3 separate regions of the Homo sapiens genome follow, and regions 2 and 3 are each linked to region 1. Evidence: chromatin loops called from intact Hi-C (ENCODE). Cell type or tissue: endothelial cell of umbilical vein. All regions are shown on one strand.

Region 1 (8,000 bases):
TAGGCATGTGCCACCACACCCAGCTGATTTTTACATTTTTTGTAGAGATGGGATTTCGCTATGTTTCCCAGGCTAGTCTTGAACTTTTGGGTTCAAGCAATCTGCCCGGCTCAGCATCTGAAAGTGCTGGAATTACAGGTGTGAGCCACAGTGCCTAGCCAGGCTAATTTCTTATCTATTGAAAGCTGGAATCCAATGCAGGAATCCAATGCAGAAACTATGTAAGATTTCAATCTGTTATATATCTACCATCTTCCTGAGACAGGCCATTGAAAGTCAAATTCCACTGTCATTTGTTCCAGGGGAAAAAAGAAACATGAATATATATGTTTGTAAACACAAAGATGATTTCTAAAAAGATAACCAATAAACTGGTGATGGCCCGTGCCTTTGGGTAGGAGAGTTGGGTAACTGGGTTAAAAGGAGGCAGGAAAACTGACACTTTATTTTTTATTTATTTATTTATTTTGAGACAGGGTCTCACTCTGTTGCCCAAGCTGGAGTGCACCGGTGGGATCTCGGCTCACTGCAACCTCCGCCTCCCAGGCTGAAGTGATCCTCCCACCTCGGCTTCTCAAGTAGCTGGGATTACAGGCATGTGCCACCATGCCCAGCTAATTTTTTGTAGTTTTTGTACAGACAGGGTTTTGCCGTGTTGGCCAAGCTGGTTTCGAACTTCTGGGCTCAAGCGATCCTCCTACCTTGGCTTCCCAAAGTTCTGGGATTACAGGCGTGAGCCACCTTATCTGGCCAAGGCTGACACTTAATACCCTTTTGTACCTTTCGAAGGTTGTACCATTTGCATGTATTACTTATTCCAAAAATTAAATGAAAAAACAAATAATAGGTGGAACAAAACTGAAGCTTGGAAACTGTGGGAGCCCTTTATCAGGAAATAACAAACATGATGGTATCACATCTTGACTTTCCAGTGATGGTCAACAACAGAAGCATTTACCAGATAGTGAGCTCCCCACATGCAAGCGGCAACTTTAATTGTACCTTAAATCTTTGCCCTTGTATTAGTTATCTGTTGCTGCCTAACAAAATACCCCCAAATTTAGCAGTTTGAACCACAAGTATTTATAATCTCAGTTTCTTTTTCTTTTTCTTTTTTTTTTTTTTTGAGACGGAGTCTCGCTCTGTCGCCCAGGCTGGAGTGCAGTGGTGCGATCTCGGCTCACTGCAAGCTCCGCCTTCCAGGTTCACGCCATTCTCCTGCCTCAGTCTCGGGAGCAGCTGGGACTACAGGCGCCCGCCGCTACGCCCGGCTAATTTTTTGTATTTTTTTTTTAATAGAGACGGGGTTTCACCATGTTAGCCAGGATGGTCTTGAGCTCCTGACCTCGTGATCCGCCCGCCTCGCCCTCCCAAAGTGCTGGGATTACAGGCATGAGCCACCGCGCCCGGCCTATAATCTCAGTTTCAATGGATCAAGAATCTGGGTATGGCTCAGGGTCTCCTCCCAAGGCTGCAGTCAAGGTGTGAGCCAGAGCTGCAGTCACCTAAAGGTCGGCCTGGGGATGATCCACCTCCAAGCTCACTCACAGGGCTGTTGGCAGGATTCCATCCTCTTGGGCTGTTGGCCAGAGGCCAGCTCCAGTTCTTTGCCATGAATGTCTCTCCATGGGGCAGCTGGCTTCTCTTACAGTAAGTGAGAGCATGAGAGAGCATCAGCAAGAGGGAAGTGGGGTGTTTCTGTGCCCCAGCCTCAGAAGTGACATCCCATCACTGTGGCCATATTTTATTCACTAGAAGGGCATCACCAGGTCTAACCCCTGCTCAAGGGAGAGGATTTCCCAGAAACAGAAGAAATCACAAATTACACTTCACAAGAATCCTGAGATATTTTAGAAAGGTTCCAAATTTGGCCAAAAGTAGCTTAAGAAGGCTTTTATGGACCAAGCATAAGAAGTTTAGCAGGGCTGGGTGTAATGGCTCACACTTGTAATTCCAGAACTTTGGGAGGCTGAGGTGGGCAGATTGTTTGAGCCCAGGAGTTCGAGACCAGCCCAGGCAACATAGCAAAACCCCATCTCTACAAAAAATGCAAAAATTAGCTGGGCATGTGCTTGTGGTCCCAGCTACTCGGGAGGCTGAAGTGAGAGGATTGCTTGAGCCTGGGAGGTCGAGGCTACAGTGAGCTGTTACTGCACCACTGCACTCCAGCCTGGGCGACAGAGTGATACCCTCCCTCAGAAAAAAAAAAGGAAGAAGAAGAAGGAGAAGGAGAAGAAGAAAGAAGTGTAGCAGCAGAGAGAAATTACTTCACTCAAACCAGCATTGAGAGAGGCAGAGAATTAGGAGCACTCACAGGCAGAGCTGAAAGGCTCCCAGAAGGGGCAAAAATAAAATGTAAAATTAACCTTTGAAATCCAAAGTTGGTATCAGGTATAGCCTAATGTTCACTTTTTAATTTTAGCAACACCGAACATGGTATTTCTACCTTATTTTTAGTATAATTATCCATTCTTAACTTGTGTAATGAAAGAAAAAATAGGGGCGGGCATGGCGGCTCACGCCTGTAATCCCAGCACTTTGGGAGGCCGAGGCGGGTAGGTCACGAGGTCAGCACTTCGAGACCAGCCCAACCAACATGGTGAAACCCCGTCTCTACTAAAAACACAAAAAAATTAGCTGGGCGTGGTGGCGGGTGCCTGTAATCCCAGTGACTTGGGAGGCTGAGGCAGAATTGCTTGAAAACTGGAAGACAGAGGTTGCAGTGAGCCGAGATTTCCCACTGCACTCCAGCCTGGGAAATAAGAGCAAAACTCCGTCTCAAAAAAAAAAAAAAGAGAAAGAAAGAAAAAATAACAAAAATAACATAGGTAAATTAACAGTTATAATATTAAACAGTCTCTTTTGGCTAAACCTGTTATAAATCACCACGGCATATAAATGTTAGAGCTTAGATGCTGAATAAACCAACTGGCCTTGAAGCCCACATTTCTAATTCTCATAACAGATTTATTATGAATCTCAAATTTCACAAATTTGTCTGTCTGTGTAAAATTGTTTTGGAAGATGTCAATAAATGTAGAGGAATGTTTAAAATCTGAAGTTGGAAAAAGGTAAAGCAAACATTAGTTTTTAATCTTTTGCTCACTTGAGTAAATCCTTGAAAGGATTAAAAAATATCCAACTTGTGAAATTTGTTTAAAGTCCTTTTAAAATAAAAATGCATAAATGTATAATTACTCTAAACCTAACTGAAGACTTTATAGAATTCACCCAATTTGAAAACAGGTCTTCTGGCCTGTTTCCCAAGTCATTATGCACAGCTGTGGGAAACATCCTGTTGTATGTTTACATATATTAACAGCTTCAGGAATTTCACAATTAAAACTATGGTGGGCTGGTTTCCAATTCAGGCAGCTGGGTGAGGGGGTGTGGAGAGCAGGCAAACCAGAAATAAAAACAAGCTTCTTGAAAGATGGGGGAAAGGAAATCGTAACTACTTAGTAATCAGGAGTCCATATAGTTTGCCAGTTCTACTAAACGCTGGAGGGATTTCATTTAAACCCTAAGAAATACACTTGTTCAATCATTTTGCAGCCTTCAAAATCTCTCAGTTGGCTTCAACCAAGAGGTTGCCTGATGGAGGTAATATTGTACACGATATGTAAAAAACTTTTATTTTTTTCTGTGGACAGTTTCACCCCAACAGAAGGAAGCTGTGGTTTCACCTTTCTCTCTTTTGTTTTTCCAGCATGCCTGCCCCTCGTCCTGACATAACTGATTAGGAAATGATTTCTAAATGGTCAAGAGTCCAGCCTCGATAGCCACTTCTCTGATTCCAACAGAATTTCTACAGAAGACAATTTCCTTGTCTCAGCAAGGTATGTATGATATATGTGGCCTGGCCAGGCCGGCTGCTCAAACAGAGCTGTGTTTGGGTCAGCCCACTGTTTAAAATGTTAAAATCAGACATGAAGACCATTCACATAACCACTGCTGGTCAGATATGAGTCATCTCCAAGAACACCAAAAAAGGAAGCATTAAATGCTGATTGGTCTCCTTCAAAATCACTTGGGAAACTCCAGAAAGGGAAGGGATAAAACACAGGAACTTCTACTTCTTCAAAGTCTCCCGAGGTGATTTTTAATACTCAGAAGTTGGGACTGAGTTCCTGATCTAGGTTGAAGTGTAATGTGAATTCCATTCTTGCCAGTAGGTGCGTTATTTTAATCATTATCTTTATTCTTGAGACTGTTTCACTCCATCTGGAGACAGCTTTGTTGAGTTTTGGCAACACTGCAGAGTTGTTAAAATCATAAAACAGAACCACCTGTTTTTGAGCTATATGGGTTATTAGAAAAAATATCCAAAATTCTTTATTTTTACAAGAGGAATCCAGAGCTCAGAAAGATTAGGGGAGGTGTGAGTGCTGAACTTGTATTTAGTCTCCCTGGGCCTCAGTGTCCCCATCTGTAAAGTGAAAATTAATATATTCATTAATTGATCAGTTATTGAATGCCTACTAGGTTGTGGACTCCAGGGATGAAGAAGATACGTGATCTCTCACTATAACTTAAATCCTAACACAGACTGTTACAGTTCAATATGGGAAACATAGGTGGGTGCAGTGGCTCGCACCAGTAATTCCAGTACTTTGGGAGGCCGAGATGGGAGGATAGCTTGATGTTGATGCCAGGAGTTTGAGACCAGCCTGAACAACATAAGGATACCCCTGTCTCTACAAAAGAAGAAATTTTAATTAGCCAGGCATAGTGGCACACACCTGTAGTCCTAGCCACTCAGGAGGCTGAGGCTGGAGGATGGCCTGAGTCCAGAAGTTTAAAGCTGCAGTGAGCTGTGTATGATCAGGCCACTGCACTCCAACCTGGGCAACAGAGCGAGAACCCATCTCTAAAAACCAGTAATAATAATATTTAAAATACAGTAAATGCCAGGAGAAGACAATATGCTCAGGTTGCAGTGGGAGCTTGGCAAAACCATACCTAACCCAGCCTGGGAAGCACATGGGAGGCCTCTGCCATAGGGCAGAAAGCTGCTGCAGTGAAATCCATTTAATTGGAGAATGGAGCAGAAAGGGCAGAAGATGCAAAGAAGCCCTGCTGTCTATAGAATTTGCGAAAATAAGATGAAGCAATAGTTTGCCAGCAGCAAATAACTACACAGATATGAGCTATGAAATTAAGTAAGACTCATCAAGGCCACCCACAGCTGCTGCGTTGCAGACGCCAATCCAGCATCCTTACGTTACACCATTCATTTATTTCAATCATTTTCCCCATAGGTTTATATCTAGACATTTCCATAAACCCAAGTAAATTTTTTATTATGCGTGTAGGCATCCTATAAAGAGTAGACTCTTACATTGTCTACTTTCCAAGCCATTCTCTGTCTTGACTACGCATGAGAGAATCAGCCAGGTTTATCCCAGACTGGCTAATAAGACTCTGGCAAGGAGAACTCAGGCATCAATGTTTTTGATGCTTCCCAGGTGAACTTGAGAATCTCATTTATCAAAAAGTCAAGAATGAATGGTGCGCACACACACAGACAAAAAATTCTTCAGTCACCTCTGGTTTATGCATTTTTAGAAAGGCTCCAGATAATATGAAATCTATTTGTTTGAGCCTTGACTATAATATGATTCTTTTAGGAAAACAGATTTACTGTCTAAATGATACCTGGCTCAGATTAATTCTAGTTTGTCTCTTTTTTTTTTTTTTTTTTTTTTTTTTTGAGACAGAGTCTCACTCTTGTTGCCTAGGCTAAAGTGCAATGGTGCAATCCTGGCTCACTGCAAACTCGCCTCCTGGGTTCAAGCAATTCTCGTGGCTCAACCTCCCGAGTAGCTGGGATTACAGGCACCCACCACCATGCCCAGCTAATTTTTTTATTTTTAGTAGCGACAGGGTTTCACCATGTTGGTCTGGCTGGTCTCAAACTCCTGAGCTCAAGTGATCTGCCTGCCTCAGCCTCCCAAAGTGCTGGGATTACAGGCGTGAGCCACGGTGCCCGGCCTAGTTTGTCTTTTCTAAAGATGCACTGGCTGAAGGGAGGCGGGGACGTTCCTAGAAGTATGATGGGTGACAGAGAACACACTATTCAGGTTAAGAATGCTCTACAGAGAGACTATAAAGTAGAAACTGTAAAGATTACAGGGGAAAGAGGGCATCTGATGGAACGCAGGCATGGATAAGATAATATTTATATATCTTTATGTTTAACAAAAGTTCTAACATGCTTACTGTGGTCCTTTGAAACTGATGACAGGCACACAACAGGGTGGACACATATGGTTTAACAAACAAGTCTTTTTTATGTATTTATTTCCTTTAATAATATAGAAAGACTGTGGGGAATAAGAACTTTAAAAATATCGAATATGCCTGGTAGATGCTGCCTTAAGTGAAGCAAGACTCCTGATATTCACAAGAAGAGACAATATAAAAGGAAATTGAAGACCGGGCATAGTGGCTCATACCTGCAATCCCAGCAATTTGGGAGGCCAAGGCAGGTGGATCACTTGAGGTCAGGAGTTCAAAACCAGCCTGGCCAACATAGTGAAACCCTATCTCCACTAAAAATACAAAAATTAGCCAGGCATGGTGGCACGCGCTTGTAATCCCAGCTACTCAGGTGGCTGAGGCAGGAAAATTGCTTGAACTGGGAGGCAGAGGTTGCAGTGAGCTGAGATCGCGCCACTGAACTCCAGCCTGGGTGGCAGAGTGAGACCCCGTCTTAAAAAAAAAATAAAAATAATAAAGGAAATTAAGCATTGAAGAAAACACAGAAGCCGTCTCCTCTACCATACATCGAAGGGCGCATGGTGACAGAGCTGTTGTCATTTCAACAGTATTTCTGGGCTTCCCCTGTTCTCTACATCCTTGCTACTTGAAAAAGAAAGAGTGAGCAGAGGACATAACTCAGGAGGGACTCCTACTTTAATTTTTACTGGGGTGGGCAGAGACTACGCTGAAGAAATGACATTTGGGCCAAAAGGCAAAAGATAAGGAGCCTTTCAGAGGAAGAGCTTTTCAAGCGAGAAAGCAGCAAATCTGAAGTTCCTGGGACAGGAAGGGACTCGTCATGCTTCAGAAACTGAAGGAGAAAAAGAATGGAATTTGCAGGGGGAAGCCGGGGTCAGGGCGGGCTGGGCATAGAGAGCTGTGGAGAGAAGGTAGCTGTTGTTAAAACCACAGCATGAGCTACTGCAAGGGTTGGCAGGATCTGAGTGGGTGCTCTGGTTTGGAAGGGGCAGGGTAGAAGTGTAGCCCTCATGTAAGAAGGCTACTGGAATGGTCCAGGAGAGGGAGGATGACAGCTTGAACCTCGCGGATGGCAGCGGAGATAGAGGTTATCAGGTGGAGTCAAGGTCTTCCAGAGGTAGAAGCAACAGGCCTTGGAGACGGATTGGAAATGAAAGCAGGGTGCAGTCTGGAAGAGAAAGGGGTCAGAGATCAAGTCCAGGCTTAAGCCAGAAGGCTTAAGCACCAGCTAGAGGGGTATCATCTTCTCAACTGATGTCAGAGTTCAATGCTCGAGGTGCTGTGTTTAGGGGCATGCAGGAGAGTATTATGAAACGTGCAGGAGAGTATTATGAAACGTGCCTATGACTAAGTCCTGCGAAACCGTAGCATTTTAAGAGGACTCCTACCCGTGGTTTAGGGTAGAATTCCTCAGCCTCAACCCTAGTGACGTTTTGGGTAAGATACTTCTTTGTTGTAGAGGCTGAGCTGCATATTGTAGGATATTTAGAAGTATCCCTGGCCTTGACCACTGGACGCTTGTAGCATCCTGAATTGTGACAACTTAAAATGTTCCCCAGGGAGCAAAAGTCACATCTGGTTGACTAAGTTAAGTATACTTTTACAAAGTCTTTAATAAACTGGTGCCGGTCTTCTGTCTCAAAAAGTTCACGGGCAGGCCAGAGTAAGAGCTTCACAAATCATTTCAATTTTCTCATGTTCCGGCTTTGTTGACAAGCACCTAAAATTGACTTTAAAAAACCAGACCTAGTATTAAG
Region 2 (8,000 bases), 110 kb before region 1:
ATCAACAACACACAAAGGTTCCTTCAACAATGATTGTTATTTTCTATTGTGTTTTGTTTTTGATAGTAGCCATCCTAAAGGGTGTGAGGTGTTATCTTGCTTTGGTTTTGATTTATCTTCCCCTAATGATTAGTGATGATGAGCCTCCTTTCACATGTTTATCAGCCATTTGCATGTCCTCTTTGGAAAAATGTCTACTCAAAGTGCTTTGCCCATTTTTTTTTTTTTTTTTTTTTTTTGAGGCAGAGTCTCGCTCTGTCACCAGGCTGGAGTGCAGTGGTGTTATCTCAGCTCACTGCAACATCCACCTCCTAGGTTCAAGCTATTCTTCCACCTCAGCCTCCCAAGTAGCTGGGACTACAGACGGGCACCACCATGCCCAGCTAATTTTTGTATTTTTAGTAGAGACAGGGTTTCACCATGTTGGCCAGGATGGTCTCAATCTCTTGACTTCATGATCCACCCGCCTCAGCCCCCCACAGTGCTGGGATTACAGGCATGAGCCACCACGCCTGGCCAGCCCTTTTTTTTTTTTTTTTTTAACTGAGCGACATGTAATTTTACTATGTCTCGATTCATCCACCATGGGGGTACCATGTAATTCATCATTTTTCAAAGACAGTCAAAGGAAGATACAGTTGAAAATGTATACACAGCAACAGAAGAAAGGCAATCTTAGGCCAGGCACTGTGGCTCACACCTGTAATCCCAGCACTTTGGGAGGCTGAGACGGGCAGATCAGTCGAGGTCAGGAGTTCGCAGCCAGACTGGCCAACATAGTGAAACTCTGTCTCTACTAAAAATACAAAAATTACCCAGGCGTGGTGGCGGTGCCTGTAATCCCAGTTACTTGGGAGGCTGAGGCATGAGGATCACTTGAACCCAGGAGGCGGAGGTTGCAATGAGCCAAGATTGCACCACTGCACTCCAGCCTGGGTGACAGAGTCTTTCTAAGAAAAAAAAAAAAAAAAAAAAGGAAAGGCAATCTTGATCTGAATTAGAATACTGGCTATTGTTTGTTAGGAATAAACTTATTTTCATATAAACAAAACTATATCTGTGTTTGAGAAATTCTCAGTGCTTTATATCAACAAATTAAATGTTTGTGTTAAAATGATATATGTGACAAGGCTACGTGTAACACTTTCATGTGATAGAAAAATGAGTCATGAAATTTTGGAGTGGAAGGGACCTTAAATATCTTGTCCAATCTCTTCATGTTACAAATAAGGAAATCAAGCCAGAGGAAGGTGATGTGATTTGCCTGCTGCAGGTTGATAGGAAAACTAGAATGAGGACTCAGTTATCTTGTAACTTCTGGCTCAGGACTCTTACTATTACATACAAAAAGCCATTGTTCTTCTCCTTCCAAAGAAGGCTTCTCAGCCTTTGCACTCTTGATGTCTTGGGCCTAATAATCCTTTATTTTGTGTGGCCATCCCTTGCACTGGAGGATGTTTAGCAACATCCCTGGCCTCTACCCACTAGAAGCCAGGAGCACTTCTCTGCAGCTGAAACAAGCAAGTGTCTCTGGACAGTGCCAAAGGGTCCCTGGAAGGCAAACTCACTCCCCACGGAGAATCACTGCACTAGAGGATTAAGTATCTAGTATCCCTTTTCCACATCAATTTAATTCTCATTTTCAAGTTAAAAGTGAGTGACTAAGACAAATCATTGAAAGGCCGTAAGAGAAAAAAAATGAAGATACCTTCTATTCAAATCATTTTATAGGAATCATCAATTTAAGAGCCACCTGGGAAGATGATTCCTCTCTCTATAAAGGTAAACTCAGCTAAGGGCATGGTCACAACATTTGCTACTTGCATACATTTTATCTTTTACTTTAGCTTCGGGACCAATTTTTAAGACTTTCAAAAGAGAGACCAGAAATTTTTTTACAGCCCCATCTACAAAAAATAAACAAAGCCATATAGTAATTAATCAGATTACTTGAAGCCCAAAACTACTAAAGTAAACTCATTAAGCATTAAGCATTTATTTGTCTGTTGCTACTTTTTTTTTTTGAGACGGAGTCTTGCTCTGTCACCCAGGCAGGAGTGTAGTGGCACTATCTTGGCTCACTGCAACCTCTGCCTCCCAGGTTCAAGCAATTCTCCTGCCTCAGTCTCCCGAGTAGCTGGGATTCCAGGCACATGCCACCATGCCTGGCTAATTTTTGTATTTTTAGTAGAGACGGGGTTTCATCATATCAGTCAGGCTGTTCTCAAAATCCTGACCTCGTGATCCACCCGCCTCGGCCTCCCAATGTGCTGGTATTACAAGCATGAGCCACCGTGCCCAGCCTGTTGCTACTTTTTTAAAACCTAAAAGCACAAAGGGGCATGGCTTATGTACCTCTATTTGGGCACATAAACTAAATCAGTTCTAAATGGAACTGATTTAGATCATAAGGCTACTGATTTTGTCTAATTTGACGGAATACCTAATATACTAGAACAACTAGAAAATGCTTTATCACCATCATTAGAAATAAGACTAATATTGACCATCAATTCCCTCATCACTTTATCACACCTGGCAAATGTGTATGTTAACAGTTTAATCTGACCTCATGCTGGCCTGAGAGAAGCTCTGTAGGGAAAAATCTTGAGGAACTGTCAGGCCATCAGTAAACACATCACAGTAACTGTGTGCAGCATATTTATAGCTTCAGAACAAGACAGGGCTTTTTCATCATACATTTCCAGGTCTGCTGCGACTCTGATTCAAAGCTAACAAACGTTTCAGCATATGCTAACATTTGAATTATCAGGCCTGCCCCACCTAGACTAGATTACAGGGGACCTACATGATGTAACCCACCCACACATTTCCTTCCCGCAAAAGTTTTGGGTTTTTTTTTTCCTTTCTTCTATTTCCCTTTCAAAAGTAAAAGTTCCTAGAAAAAGCAAAATAGGACTATAATTCATATTAATTTGCTAGCGATATTACAGGCTTTTTACGGAATTTTTAGTAGGTGAACCGAGTTTTTTTTTTTTTTTTAATGAGACAGAGTTTCACTCTTGTCACCTAGGCTGGAGTACAGTGGCGTGATCTTGGCTCACTGCAACCTCTGCCTCCTGGGTTCAAGTGATTCTCCTGCCTCAGCCTCCCGAGTAGCTGAGATAACAGGCACCGGGCACCACACCCAGCTAATTTTTGTAGTTTTAGTAGAGACGGGGTTTCACCATGTTGGCCAGGCTGCTCTAGAACTCCTGACTTCAGGTGATCCACCCGCCTCGGCCTCCCAAAGGGCTGGGATTACAGGCATGAGCCACTGCGCCTGGCCTGAGCTGAGAAGGAATGGAGAAAAATGGCCTCTGAAGGGCCCCAAGTTTCCCTAAAAGTAAAATCTGCTCAAATTTAGGCTGCACCTTGATTACTTGGAACTGCCTGTTGTTGTCTTGCCTCATTTAAACATGAGGAAACTGCCCCAAGTGACACATCGTAACCCCTATTTCTTCATATCTGCTATCTTCTACAGACAGTCTTGCATTTGCAAAGATGAGCTATTACGTAATTTCATACTGCAGGCTTTTACTCACTTAATATCCTCCCCATAGCAGATGGTGGTGTCTTCAGTCAGAAGTTCACAAGCAAATCCTATATTTTCAGCAGTTTCTACAATAGAATAAAATTAAGTCAAATGTCATTCCTGCTGTTTTTATTTTATTTTATTTTGTTTTTTGAGACAGCATCTCACTCCCACTGCCTAGGCTGGAGTGCAGTGGCACAATCTCTGCTCACTACAGCCTCAACCTCCAGGATTCAAGTGATCTGCCCATCTCAGCACCACCCGCAGCCCCCAAGTAGCTGGGACTACGCAACTCGCTGCCAAGCCACCAAACAATTTGTGTTTTTTCTAGAGATGGGGTTTTGTCATGTTTGCCAGGCTCATTCTTACTGTTGAACTGAATAATTGATTTTACCTAGTAATGATATTTTTTAGTTCATGAACATAACCAGATTCACACAAACACACTATTTTTCTATAGCAATCTGTAGGAATCACATGCAGAAGAAAAATCCTTTTCTCCATAATAAAACAAGTGAAAGTCAAAGTCTAATTTGAAATGTTTTCAATAATAAAATGTGCTATATTATCAAACATATAAACTGGTTATTTAGTAAACCAATGTTCATTAAATTACTAAACACTCTCAGTTCCTGGTTCAATTACTCTGTTATTGGCGGGGGGCGGGGGCAGAGGGAAGCATAATAATTTCCACCAACCCTTACGTGAAGATTTTTTTTCCTTTTAAATTACCACCCAATTTGGCATTTATTTAAGGTCAGGGCTGTGCTTCCCATAACTTTGCAGAGTGTGTAACCCGTTGACGATTTCAGCGCAAGAGACATTATTTGATTTCTTGTGGAAGGCTTACAAAGTAAAGTATCAATACCAAACAAGTGCTTGTTGAGTTCTAAAGTTAAAAAATTAAAATCGTTCTTTCCTTAGGTATACAATTTTATTGCCAAGCAATAAAATTGGCAAGAAAACCAAAGTTATTGTTCAGTACTTTGTATTGTTCTACTCTGTGCCCACCAAATGTCAAAGCACTGGAAGGACAGAGGGACAAGAGGGATGGCCCTTTCAGGACGGGAACCCACGTCTGGCTGGAGAGATAAGACCAATTATAATCAGCAAGACATGGCCAGGAGCTAAATTATAAGGAAGAAACTGCTACTGAGGGGGATCAGGAAAGGATGCAGAAGAATGTGCTGGAAAAACAGAGGAGGGTTTCTCAGAAAAAGCATCTTCCGTCCAAAGAAACAGTGTTTGTACAGGATGAAAAGTCTGAGGAGGTCATCTTGGGCAAAGGAAACGGCAGCTATAAATATTTGTGAATTAACAGATATGCTTCCCTGCACAATGAATTACCCTTTTTGTCTCCAGTAAGCACCCAGATCTTAATGTCAGCTTTTGCAAGTTTTGAAATGGTTTCTGGAACTCCATCCTGTAGCTTGTCTTCAATAGCTGTAGCTCCCAGGAGCTAGAATGTATATTAAAAAAAAAAAAAAAAGGAATTAGCAAACAAACCAAAAGTTTTCTGTAATTACAGGTTGCCAACCTGTAAAAAGAAGGGCTAATTATACATCCTGGTTGCTGCTCTCCTGGGGCCAATGGCCAGTGTTAACAGGGAAGGCTGCCATGTTTCACAATTACTGCAAACCAACACACCTAAAAACTTTTTCCCTAAAGGATGAACTATTTAATTTACCAAGACAAAAATGCAAGTACAAAATCAAGGATGTTAAAAATACACTTTTCTTGTGTATTTGTGGCTTTATACTGACATAAACCGTAAACCAGTTGCAATACTAGCTATTTGTTGAATATTTTCCACTTATCTAAACCCTACAAAAACTATGTATTAAATTTGGAAAACTTTTAGAAACAATATATTTTTCTTATTTCAAGATTTTGCAGAATATGAATTGTTTCGGTAATTCCCCCAATGTAATAAGTATTAGATGCAGGTTTGTTATTGTTTAAAAATTATAATAAATTTTAATAAGTGATATACAAATTATGGAATTAAATTAGAACTTCTCCTAATGTATTTTGTCTTTTGGTTTCTCATAATGGCAACTTCTGTTCTGCTCCTATTTTGGTGAATAAAAGAAATAACCTTCTTCCATTGTGCCAGTGTCAAATGCTGAAGTTACAATTATCTCTTAAGCATGAGATCAAATATTCAATAAAACTTAATAAAAATTTCAATTCTGCTTAGAATATCAAAGAAAAAGTTATTAAGGCTAAAACTCACAATTAAGTCTTTTTCAATCTCCTCATATACTTTATCCAGAGCTTCGTCCCGGTTGGTGGAGGCCACACTGGCAGCCATAAACTTTTTATTCCATTCTGTAAATTCTTTTTCTTCAATTTCCTTGTAGCAAAGGCATAGGGTTCTAAGAGTTTCATTTGCAAAGATCTGTTTTATTTAAAAAAATAAATCCACCAATGCAAAGAATAGTTAATTTATGTAATTCAGGATCAAGTCTGAAATTTTACTTTGAAGTAATATACTAACAGAATTTAAAAAGAGATCATTAAACATGACAGATTCTGTACAAATACACTTTAGAGAGGGGATTAAATGTCACTTTTTTTTTTTTTGAGACAAGGTCTGGCTTTATCATCCAGGCTGGGATGCAGTGATGCAATCCCGGCTCACTGCAACCTCTGCCTTCCAGGCTGAAGCCATCCTCTCACCTCAGCCTCCCAAGTAGCTGGGACTACAGGTGTGCACCACCACGCCTGGTAATTTTTGTACTTTTTTTTGTAGAGATGGGGTTTCATCATGCTGGTCTTGAACTCACGAGCTCATGTGATCTGCCCAACTCAGCCTCCCAGCGTGCTGGGATTACAGGCATGAGCCACTGCACCCAGCCTAAACATCACTTTATAATAGACTTTGCTTTTCTAAACTTCTATAGGGTCCAGGACTGCACTTCCAGTTTCCAAAGGGAAAAGCTTACCTTTCTTCTAAATCTTCTATTACCTTTCTCATTTTCTCATTTTCTCTTTTTCTCTTCATGACTAGGAAAATATCAGACCAAGGGAGCTGCCTTGGGGTGTAATGACATAAGCACGAACCTGACAACTTTATAACTTGTTCCAACAAACTGTGATACAAGTCCAATCACCTATGAACTCTCCACTAAGCATTATTCCCTCAAACCAATTCTAAAATACACAAGCCATTGTTAAAGCTGAGGTCAAAGCTTTTAATGGAAAAGAGTATCTGGCAATTTTCCCATGATGAACGATTCAAACATTTTCTTTTTTTTTCTTTTTCTTTTTCTTTTTTTTTTTTTTGAGATGAAGTCTCACTCTATCGCCCAGGCTTGAGTGCAGTGGTGCGATCTCGGTTCACTGCAACCTCTGCCTCCCTGGTTCACGCCATTCTCCTGCCTCAGCCTCCTGAGTAGCTGGGATTACAGGCGGGTGCCACTGCATCTGGCTAATCTTTGTATTTTTGGTAGAGACGGGGTTTCACCATGTTGGCCAGGATGGTCTCGATCTGTTAACCTCGTGATCTGCCACCTCACCCTCCCAAAGTACTGGGATTACAGGCGTGAGCTACTGCACCCAGCCTGATTTAAACATTTTAAACAGTTTCAACATGAACCAGTAAACATCTCATTACTTTATAGTCACATCTTTTTTATTTTGACCAAGTTTTGCTCTTGTCGCCCAGGCTGGAGTGCAATGGTACGATCTCGGCTCACTCTACCCCCTCCCTCTGGGGTTCAAGCGATTCTCCTGCCTCAGCTTCCCAAGTAGCTGGGATTACAGGTGCCCACCACCACACCCAGTTAATTTTTTTGTATTTTTAGTGGAGACGGGGTTTCACCACGTTGGCCAGGCTGGTCTTGAACTCCTGACCTCAGGTGATACACCCGCCTTGGCCTCCCAAAGTGCTGGGACTACAGGCATGAGACACCAAATACTCAATCAGTTGAACCGCTTCTGCCATCTTGGCTAGACAAGATGTGACCTATAGTCAGCTCTGTCATCCTGTCACATATGAATGCTTTCCTTCCTTTGCACTACAACTTGAAGTTAGTGGAGGTCTTGGGGACCACACACATAGTAAGACTACAACCTAGTATGGTTATGTAGCTTGCTCAAGGCCACTGGAAGAGAGCTAAGCCATTCCCCTGCCTCAGTCCTATAGACCTTGAAGACCCACATGCTGGGAGAGGGCACCATGGTGATATCCCAGGAAGTCAGTGGCAGGGGCAGAACTGGGACCCAGGTGGCTGTATTCCTACTTTACTGCTCTTTCCACCCCAACTATTGCAAAGCAAAGGGAGGGTCAGCAGTTAACATACAGCTTTCATGCAAACTTAACAGACAGCATCAGAGAGTAAGTTCAGAATCCCTTGCAGAAAGAATAAAAGTGAAACTTACATCCAGGGCATCCTGTGTTTCTTGCTTAGTAGGATTCATTCGATGTAACCGTTCATAAATAACAGTGTCAGCACCTTTA
Region 3 (8,000 bases), 52 kb before region 1:
CTGTGGTGGGGTGGGGGGAGGGGGGAGGGATAGCATTGGGAGATATACCTAATGCTAGATGATGAGTTAGTGGGTGCAGCGCACCAGCATGGCACATGTATACATATGTAACTAACCTGCACAATGTGCACATGTACCCTAAAACTTAAAGTATAATAAAAAAAAAAGAAAAAAAATAATCCCATTTATAATAGCTATGAATAAAATAGCTAAGAATTAAGTTTACCAAAGAAGTAAAAGATCTCTGCAATCAAAACTATAAATTGATTGCAATGATGCAAGAAACTAAAGAGGACACCAGAAAAATGGAATGATATTCCATGCTCATGGATTGGAATATTGTTAAAATGTCCACACTGCCCAAAGCAATCTACAGATTCAATGCAATCTCTATGAAAATACCAATGACTGTCTTCACAGAAATAGAAAAAAAATCCTAAAATTTGTATGGGAACCACAGAAGACCCAGAAAAGCCACAGCTAATCTAAGCCAAAAGAACAGAACTGTAGGAATCACACTACCTGACTTCAAATTATATGACAGAGCTATAATAACCAAAACAACGTGGTATTGGCATAAAAACAGACACACAGATCAATGGAACAGAAAAGAGAACTCAGAGATAAATTCATACATCCTTAGTAAACTTGTTTTCAACAAAGGTGCCAAGAACATACATTGGGGAAAGGCAGTCTCTTCAATAAATGATGCAAGGAAAAACTGCATATTTATATGTAGATGAATGAAAGTAGACCCCATCTCTTGTCATATGCAAAAATTGAATCAAAATGGATTACAGACTTAAATCTAAGACCTCAAACTATGAAACTACTCCAAGAAAACCCTGGGGAAGTCTGAGCATGGTGGCTCACGCCTGTAATTCCAGCACTTTGGGAAGCCAAGGTGGGTGGATCACAAGGTCAAGAGATGGAGACCATCCTGGCCAACATGGTGAAACCCTGTCTCTACTAAAATACAAAAAGTTAGCCGAGCATGGTGGTACATACCTGTAGTCCCAGCTACTCGGGAGGCTGAGGCAAGGGAATTGCTTGAACTCAAGAAGTTGAGGTTGCAGTGAGCCAAGATTGTGCCACTGCACTTCAGCCTGGTGACAGAGCAAGACTCTGCCTCAAACAAAAACAAACAACAACAACAAAAAAACCACTTGGGAAACTCTCCAGGACACTAAACTGGGCAAAGATTTCTTGAGTAATACTTCACAAGCACAGGCAACCAAAGCAAAAACGGACAAATGAGATCACAAGTTAAAAAGCTTCTGTAAAGCAAAGGAAACAATCAACAAAGTAAAGAGACAACAGAATGGGAGAAAATATTCAGGCCACTGAATTCATTTTAAATGATAGATTCTTCCCCTTGCCTCATCCCAGAACCACTCTGTATCTTCAGGGGCTGGGTCCAGGCACCTAGAGAGTTTGTAAAAATTCCACAAGAGGTTCTGATGTACAGGCAGGACTGAGAACCCCCAGTTAGTGCAAAGGAGAGTGTCTTCCTATGGTGACTTCTATCATTAAAAATCTACTTCTGAACTTGGGCTGCAAAGTAGCAGGAAGAAAACCACCAGCTGAGTTAGGTTTCCATGAGCAAGAGATTCTTACCCAAGGTTCAATCATAAATTACATGACTTGAAAGCAAATTCTCTAAAATGAGCATGTTGCCCAAGATCTTAAAAATAAATAGAATAGGCCGGGCACAGTGGTTCATGCCTGTAATCCCAGCACTTTGGGAGGCCAGGGTGGGCGAATCACCTTAGGTCAGGAGTTCAAGACAAGCCTGGCCAACATGGCAAAATTCCGTCCTTACTAAAAATACAAAAATTAGCTGGGCGTGATGGCGGGCGCCGGTAATCCCAGCTACTCGGGAGGCTGAGGCAGGAGAATCACTTGAACCCGGGAGGCGGAGGTTGCAGTGAGCTGAGATCACGCCACTTCACTCCAGCCTGGGCAACAAGAGCGAGATTCTGTCAAATAAATAAATAAACAAATAAATAAAAAGAATAAAATAAAATGAGATGGCACAGTATCACCACCCTTCCCCATCAGTAATCACTCAGTGCAGGAATACCCCTCACCCTGCGGCTTTACAAGCATCAATTACTCTGGTGTTTTTAGGCTGTGGAGGTGGATGGTAATTTACAACCGATCAGAGAAAGAAAGAAAATAAGTAGCCAGAGTAGACTCCCATATGTGGTATGTGCCGAAAATGGAAAATTCATCTTATTAAGTGGAACAGCTCCCTCAGCACTTTTCACAGATTCCCTAGGATATCCTACGATTGATACGTTTCAATGAGCCATCTTTATCTGTGTTTTGGTTCCAACTAAATATTAATTCATAGATGCGCTAAAGACCCCACATTCTTAATTCCAGATTATTTTATGAAGATATCACTTTAAGGCCGGGTGTGGTAGCTCACGCCTATAATCCCAGCACTTTGGGAGGCTGAGGCTGGTGGATCACAAGTTCAGGAGATCGAGACCATCCTGGCCAACATGGTGAAACTCTGTCTCTACTAAAAATACAAAAATTAGCCAGGCGTGGTAGCATACGCCTGTAATCCCAGCTACTTGGGAGGCTGAGGCAGGAGAATCGCTTGAACCCAGGAGCGGGGTTGCAGTGAGCCGATATCGCGCCTCTGCTCTCCAGTCTGGGCGACAGAGAGAGACTCCATCTCAAAACAAAAACAAACAAACAAACAACAAGAAAACTCCAAAAATACAAAAACTAGTGTTTCCCAGAACACATGCTGAGAAGTGTGTTCATCAGGAAACGACAGAGCTCATCCCATAGCACTGAAAACATTCCCGCTCATTTCTGAGAATCTTTGCTGAATCTTTACACAAAGGGTAAAGTTACTCCACTCGAACCTGTGGGCTTATCTTTCTCCATGGCACATTCTAACAGCATGTTTGTGCCTGTCCTTCCTTCTCACAAAACACAATAAAGGTCCTTCTAGTGAAAAGTACTCTGAATGGGTCTCTCAAAGCACTTGTTTAACAGGAAAGCTTAGTTGGGCTAGAGGATTTCCTTTCTTTAAAAAAAAAAGAAAGCAACTTTCTGTGCTACAACCCTCATTAAAGAAACTAGCGCAGTTCAGGCTGCTTAGGCAGTGTTTTGCTAGAATGGGTGCTGGTCCCTGGTGTTAGTCTGGTGGTACCTCGCAGGGTGACTCATGTTCTGATGTCTTAAAGAACTGATTCTCTGAAGGAAATTATTCAGGATGTGAAATGTCAAGAAAGACAGATGATGATTAAAAAAAGAAAGAGAAGTCAGGGTGACACTGACCTTAACTGGGAAATTGCACAAATGAGAATATAGTGGGAAAGGAAAGAGGGATGAAGAGGGCAAAGAGAGGAAGGGAGGAAAGAAGGAGAGCAGACTGGCTGTGAGGGAGGCAGGGCACATGGGAAATGGGAGGAAAGAGGTCTGGCATTTACTGAACATCATCTGTGTGCTTGGGAAGGGCGCAGAGAGGTATTAGAATAAGAATTTTTGTAAAAAGTCACAGGCAAAGTCATTTGATATGGGTTTTGAGAAGCGAGAACCACCCAAATCCCCTAGGAATATAAATCACCCTTGGAAAACATGACTAAGATTCAAGACTGAGCATTTTTTTTTTTTTTTTGAGATGGAGTCTCACTTTGTCACCCAGGATGGCGTGTAGTGGTGGGATCTTGGTTCACTGCAACCTCCATTTCCCAGGTTCAAGCGATTCTCCTGCCTCAGCCTCCCGAGTAGCTGGGATTATAGGTGTGCACCACCATGCCGGGCTAATTTTTGTATTTTTAATAGAGATGGGGTTTCACTATGTTGGCCAGGCTGGTCTCGAACTCCTGACCTCAGGCGATTCAACTTCCTTGGCCTCCCAAAGTGCTGGGATTACAGGCATGAGTCGCCGCACCCGGCCAAGACTGAGCTCTTTTAATGCCCATATACCGAGGGTAGAAATCTACAAAACATATGACCTGCAAACTGAATGATCAGGAAAGGATCCTAACCACCAGAATGGGCAGGCAGAGTTGTAAAAAAACAGGGGATGAGAGTTTCCACCCACTACATGCGTCTCTGACATTTCTGCAGGCACCCAATCCCGGTCCCTTTGCTGTGTCTCGGACTACACGTCTGATGGCGTGCCACCAAGCACCAAGAGCAAAGTTGACCCTGGACCCCATGGAGCCAATTCTCCTGCCACCCCATCAGATATCTACATTTGGTAGAGATTCCAAAATTGTGATAGGAGACTAAGCAGTGCAATTAGCGGGGAAAGGAATGAGGAAGAAGCATGTTTTATTCACTGTTTGGGCAATCAACTAGAACTTCCTTGTAACTTGTCTGGCTGCTTCAGCTTTAGCTAGTTCACCAATATCCAGTCTGGACCTGTTATGACAGAGGCCACCTTCCTGTTCAGATTGGTGGGAATTCCATTTTCTTTCTTTCTTTTTTTTTTTTTTTTTTGAGTTGGAGTTTCACTCTTGTTGCCCAGGCTGGAGTGCAATGGCACCATCTCAGCTCACTGCCACCTCTGCCTGCCGGGTTCTAGTGATTCTCCTGCCTCAGCCTCCCAAATAGCTGGGACTACAGGCACTTGCCACCACGCCTGGCTAATTTTTGTATTTTTAGTAGAGACGGGGTTTCACCATGTTGGTCTGGCTGGTCTTGAACTCCTGACCTCAGGTGATCCACTCACCTCAGTCTCCCAAAGTGCTGGGATTGCAGGCGTGAGCCACTGTGCCCGGCAGGGAATTTCACTTTAATTTTGGTCAAGTATCATGAGTTTAGTACCTTCTGATTCAAGGCAGAAGGCACTTAAGCTCAATCCTCAACAGCTTGAAATCAAAACCAGAAACCCACTCTAAGAGGTAATCCATCTAAATGTTTGCTATGGAAAGGTAGCGGACACACAACATACAGGAGTCAATGGCCTCCCCACATTTGGGTGAGATGGGGCTCGCGGGGTGCATGCACTCCCCACACTGAGAATCTCCCCACAGGCAGATTCTGTGACCAGAACAGGAAGAATCATTGCAGAAATGGGATTTCATGCATATCACATCTTCTACAGGTTAAAATTATTAGAAAAAAATAGCTCATCCAGATAGCAGAACCCAAGAAAGAGAAACTAGAGGGGGGGTTTGGCATGGGGGAAAAAGAGGCTTCTAGAAAGCCTTCAAGGGCAGAATGGCAGTAACAGAGACCTCGGGAAAACCAGCTAAAATCCGAGGCTTCTCTGACTAAGGCTGCAGGGAGGCGTGTCTGGAGCGCTGAAACCAGAACACTATGATAATGATTTCTGTGAATGTGATGCTAAGGTTGTTCGGCTAGAATTTTAGGGAACACCATGGAGGAAATATTTTCAGCCTGATATCAAATCTGGGGTCCAGAGAGAAAAGTCTCAGCTTGCTCATGGAGAAGAGCTACAAGAGAAGCCCACATCTGTTTGCCAGGGTGGGAGAACCAGCAGGAGATGAAATAGAAAAGCCACAAAAGAAAAGGCATCATGGTAAAAGCAAGCCATGTTCTACTGCCTTCAGTGATGTACTGTCTGCGGTCACTTACACTCAACATTGGCAGAGACCACGTGGTCCACAAAGCCTAAAATGTTTACTTGCTGGCCCTTTACAGAAAAAGTTTGCTGGCCTTGGTCTAGACCCTGCCTCTGATGCTGGCCTGACCCTGGGCAGACCATATACATATATATATATATATATATATATATATATATACACACACACACACACACACATACACAAGGATGGTTATTTATATAACTCATACCGCCAATTTAACAATACTAATAGTTAACATCTAAGACTGATTGATATGTATCCTTTAAAAATTTCTGGGTGCAGTAACATGCAGATTCTTGCCCGCATAACTCCATTTTAAGAATATATACACTGGCTACGCATCGTAGCTCATGCCTGTAATTCCAGGAGTTTGAGAGGTTGAGGTGGGCAGATCCCTTGAGCTCAGGAGTTTGAGACGAGCCTGGGCAACATAGTGAAATACCATCTACACACACAAACACACACACAAATACAAAAATTAGTTGGACATACTGGTGCATGCCTGTAGTCCAGCTACTCAGGAGGCTGAGGTAGGAGGATCACTTGAGTCCAGGAGGTCAAGGCTGCAGTGAGCCGAGTTCACACCACTGGACTCCAGCTGGGGAGACACAGTGAGACCCTGCCTCAAAATATATATATATATATATATATATATATATATATATATATATATATATATATATATATATATATATACACACACTAACAAAGACCTTAATGTATTTTCTCTGCAGAACTTGTCAGATATGCTCTCCCAGCCCTTCTTACTAAGGACAATGGGTACTTGTCCAAGCCCATCCACCATTCTGTCAGTCGCATCCTAAGAAGAGATCAGAGAAGATTCTCTCCTAGACCACGCAAAATAGACCGATCATCTTTGGCACGTGTGGCCATGACCCACATGAGGATTTATAAGCGACCTAGTCACCGGGACTTCATGTGGTTACCTTTTCTGAATGGCTCCCGGTTCTCCTCTGCTTCCCTGTTGACTCGGTTTTGTTCTGGTTCAACAGCAGACCCCTGGTCATCAAGTTCATCTTCTGTTTCATCATCACTGTAGGGAACCACTTCGTCATTAGGCTGAGAATCCTCGTCAAATGTCGTTTCTGAGTCTCTTTCTGTACTCATTCTGCTGGCAAATTGGAACTACCTGCTTAAAAGGAAAGAGAAACCAGAGTGAATTATGACTCTTGCCCAGTTTTTGGTTGAATACTGCCTGCATGCTGCTACAATGCCCCTTTTACAGAACATTGTCTAACATGTAAATATTCTGGAATAGTACCCCCAAATTCAACTTGACATGAAGACAAGAACAAAACCATTCAGTACTGATTAAATGCTTGGGTAAGATTTTTTTAAAAAATATGGAGCTGCAAACCTTTTATTTTTAAACAAGGGTATATATATATATGTATGTGTATATATATATGTATATATGTATATATATGTGTATATGTATATATGTGTATATATGTATATATATGTATATATGTATATATGTGTATATATGTATATATGTGTATATATGTATATATGTGTATATATGTATATATGTGTATATATATGTATATATGTATATATGTGTATATATGTATATATGTGTATATATGTATATATATGTGTATATATGTGTGTATATATGTGTATATATGTGTGTATATATATGTATATATGTGTATATATATGTATATATATATTCAAGGCAATATTTCAAATTAGGGGGTCTCAATGAAATAAATTTAGTGGGTAACAATCAACATTAAAATAAAATGAAACAGGCTATAAAATATCAGATTACAGCACATATAATAAGTACTGCTTGATAAAATAGTTGTACACATTCACACATTTATTTGCATTGTGGGTGTTAGTGGAGTTGAATTTCTTTTTTTTCTTTTTTTGAGATAGAGTCTCCCTCTGTCACCCAGGCTGGAGTGCAATGGCACGATCTCGGCTCACTGTCACCTCCGCCTCCTGTGTTCAAGTGATTCTCCTGCCTCAACCTCCCAAGTAGCTGGGATTACAGGCACACACCACCACGCCCGGCTAATTTTTGTATTTTTAGTAGAGACGGGGTTTCACTGTGTTAGCCAGGATGGTCTCGAACTCCTGACCTCAAGTCATCCACCCGCCTCGGCTTCCCAAAGTGCTGGGATTACAGGCCCGCGCCCGGCCGGAGTTGAATTTCTTACTGTGGATTGCTGGCAAAGTTGACAAACCACTGCTCTAAGATATCTGGTTTCTGCTAACACTAACGTCCTGAGCCTTTGTTCTGATACAACATTTTTAATATAACCTTAGATCTTCCAAGTTTACTGACTTCCCAGGAACACTCCCTAGCCTTTCTATCTTCCTAACTACCACTGCCCACTCTGTATCTGGAATTTGTGTTTGAGCATCTACCGCATAAGATGA

What was found. A loop is a pair of places that touch in the nucleus more often than their neighbours do. Peaks named below come from ENCODE experiments on the same cell type or tissue, not always from the same donor. Only the 100,000 strongest peaks of a DNase experiment are listed, where the experiment ranks them.
Region 2: it touches region 1 in a loop (2.0-fold over the local background); 3 of 110 quality-filtered maps call a loop at or near these places.
Region 3: it touches region 1 in a loop (2.6-fold over the local background); 7 of 110 quality-filtered maps call a loop at or near these places.

Annotation. Positions count from the first base shown.
Region 1 is chr18:57,777,118-57,785,117 of GRCh38, forward strand. The region is part of intron 1 of ATP8B1 (ATPase phospholipid transporting 8B1); the gene reads right to left. It overlaps LOC124904310 (a long non-coding RNA gene), which reads left to right. Exons shown (of 2, transcript XR_007066388.1): 2 at 1-8,000. Among named protein-coding and RNA genes, the nearest start is that of ATP8B1, 22 kb to the right of the region's middle. In endothelial cell of umbilical vein, no CTCF peak of the experiment used is centred here; DNase peaks (open chromatin) are centred at 1,584, 3,364, 3,894 and 7,094; H3K27ac peaks cover 6,114 bases.
Region 2 is chr18:57,663,547-57,671,546 of GRCh38, forward strand. ATP8B1 (ATPase phospholipid transporting 8B1) reads right to left here. Exons shown (of 28, transcript NM_001374385.1): 17 at 7,922-8,000; 18 at 5,772-5,936; 19 at 4,883-4,994; 20 at 3,546-3,621. ATP8B1-AS1 (ATP8B1 antisense RNA 1) reads left to right here. Exons shown (of 3, transcript NR_164148.1): 3 at 4,460-5,737. Among named protein-coding and RNA genes, the nearest start is that of ATP8B1-AS1, 37 kb to the left of the region's middle. In endothelial cell of umbilical vein, no CTCF peak of the experiment used is centred here; DNase peaks (open chromatin) are centred at 4,755 and 6,695; H3K27ac peaks cover 1,594 bases.
Region 3 is chr18:57,725,095-57,733,094 of GRCh38, forward strand. ATP8B1 (ATPase phospholipid transporting 8B1) reads right to left here. Exons shown (of 28, transcript NM_001374385.1): 2 at 6,533-6,738. The coding sequence starts at 6,713. It overlaps LOC105372141 (a long non-coding RNA gene), which reads left to right and starts at 6,738. Exons shown (of 4, transcript XR_935524.3): 1 at 6,738-6,929. In endothelial cell of umbilical vein, no CTCF peak of the experiment used is centred here; DNase peaks (open chromatin) are centred at 3,177 and 4,067; H3K27ac peaks cover 1,681 bases.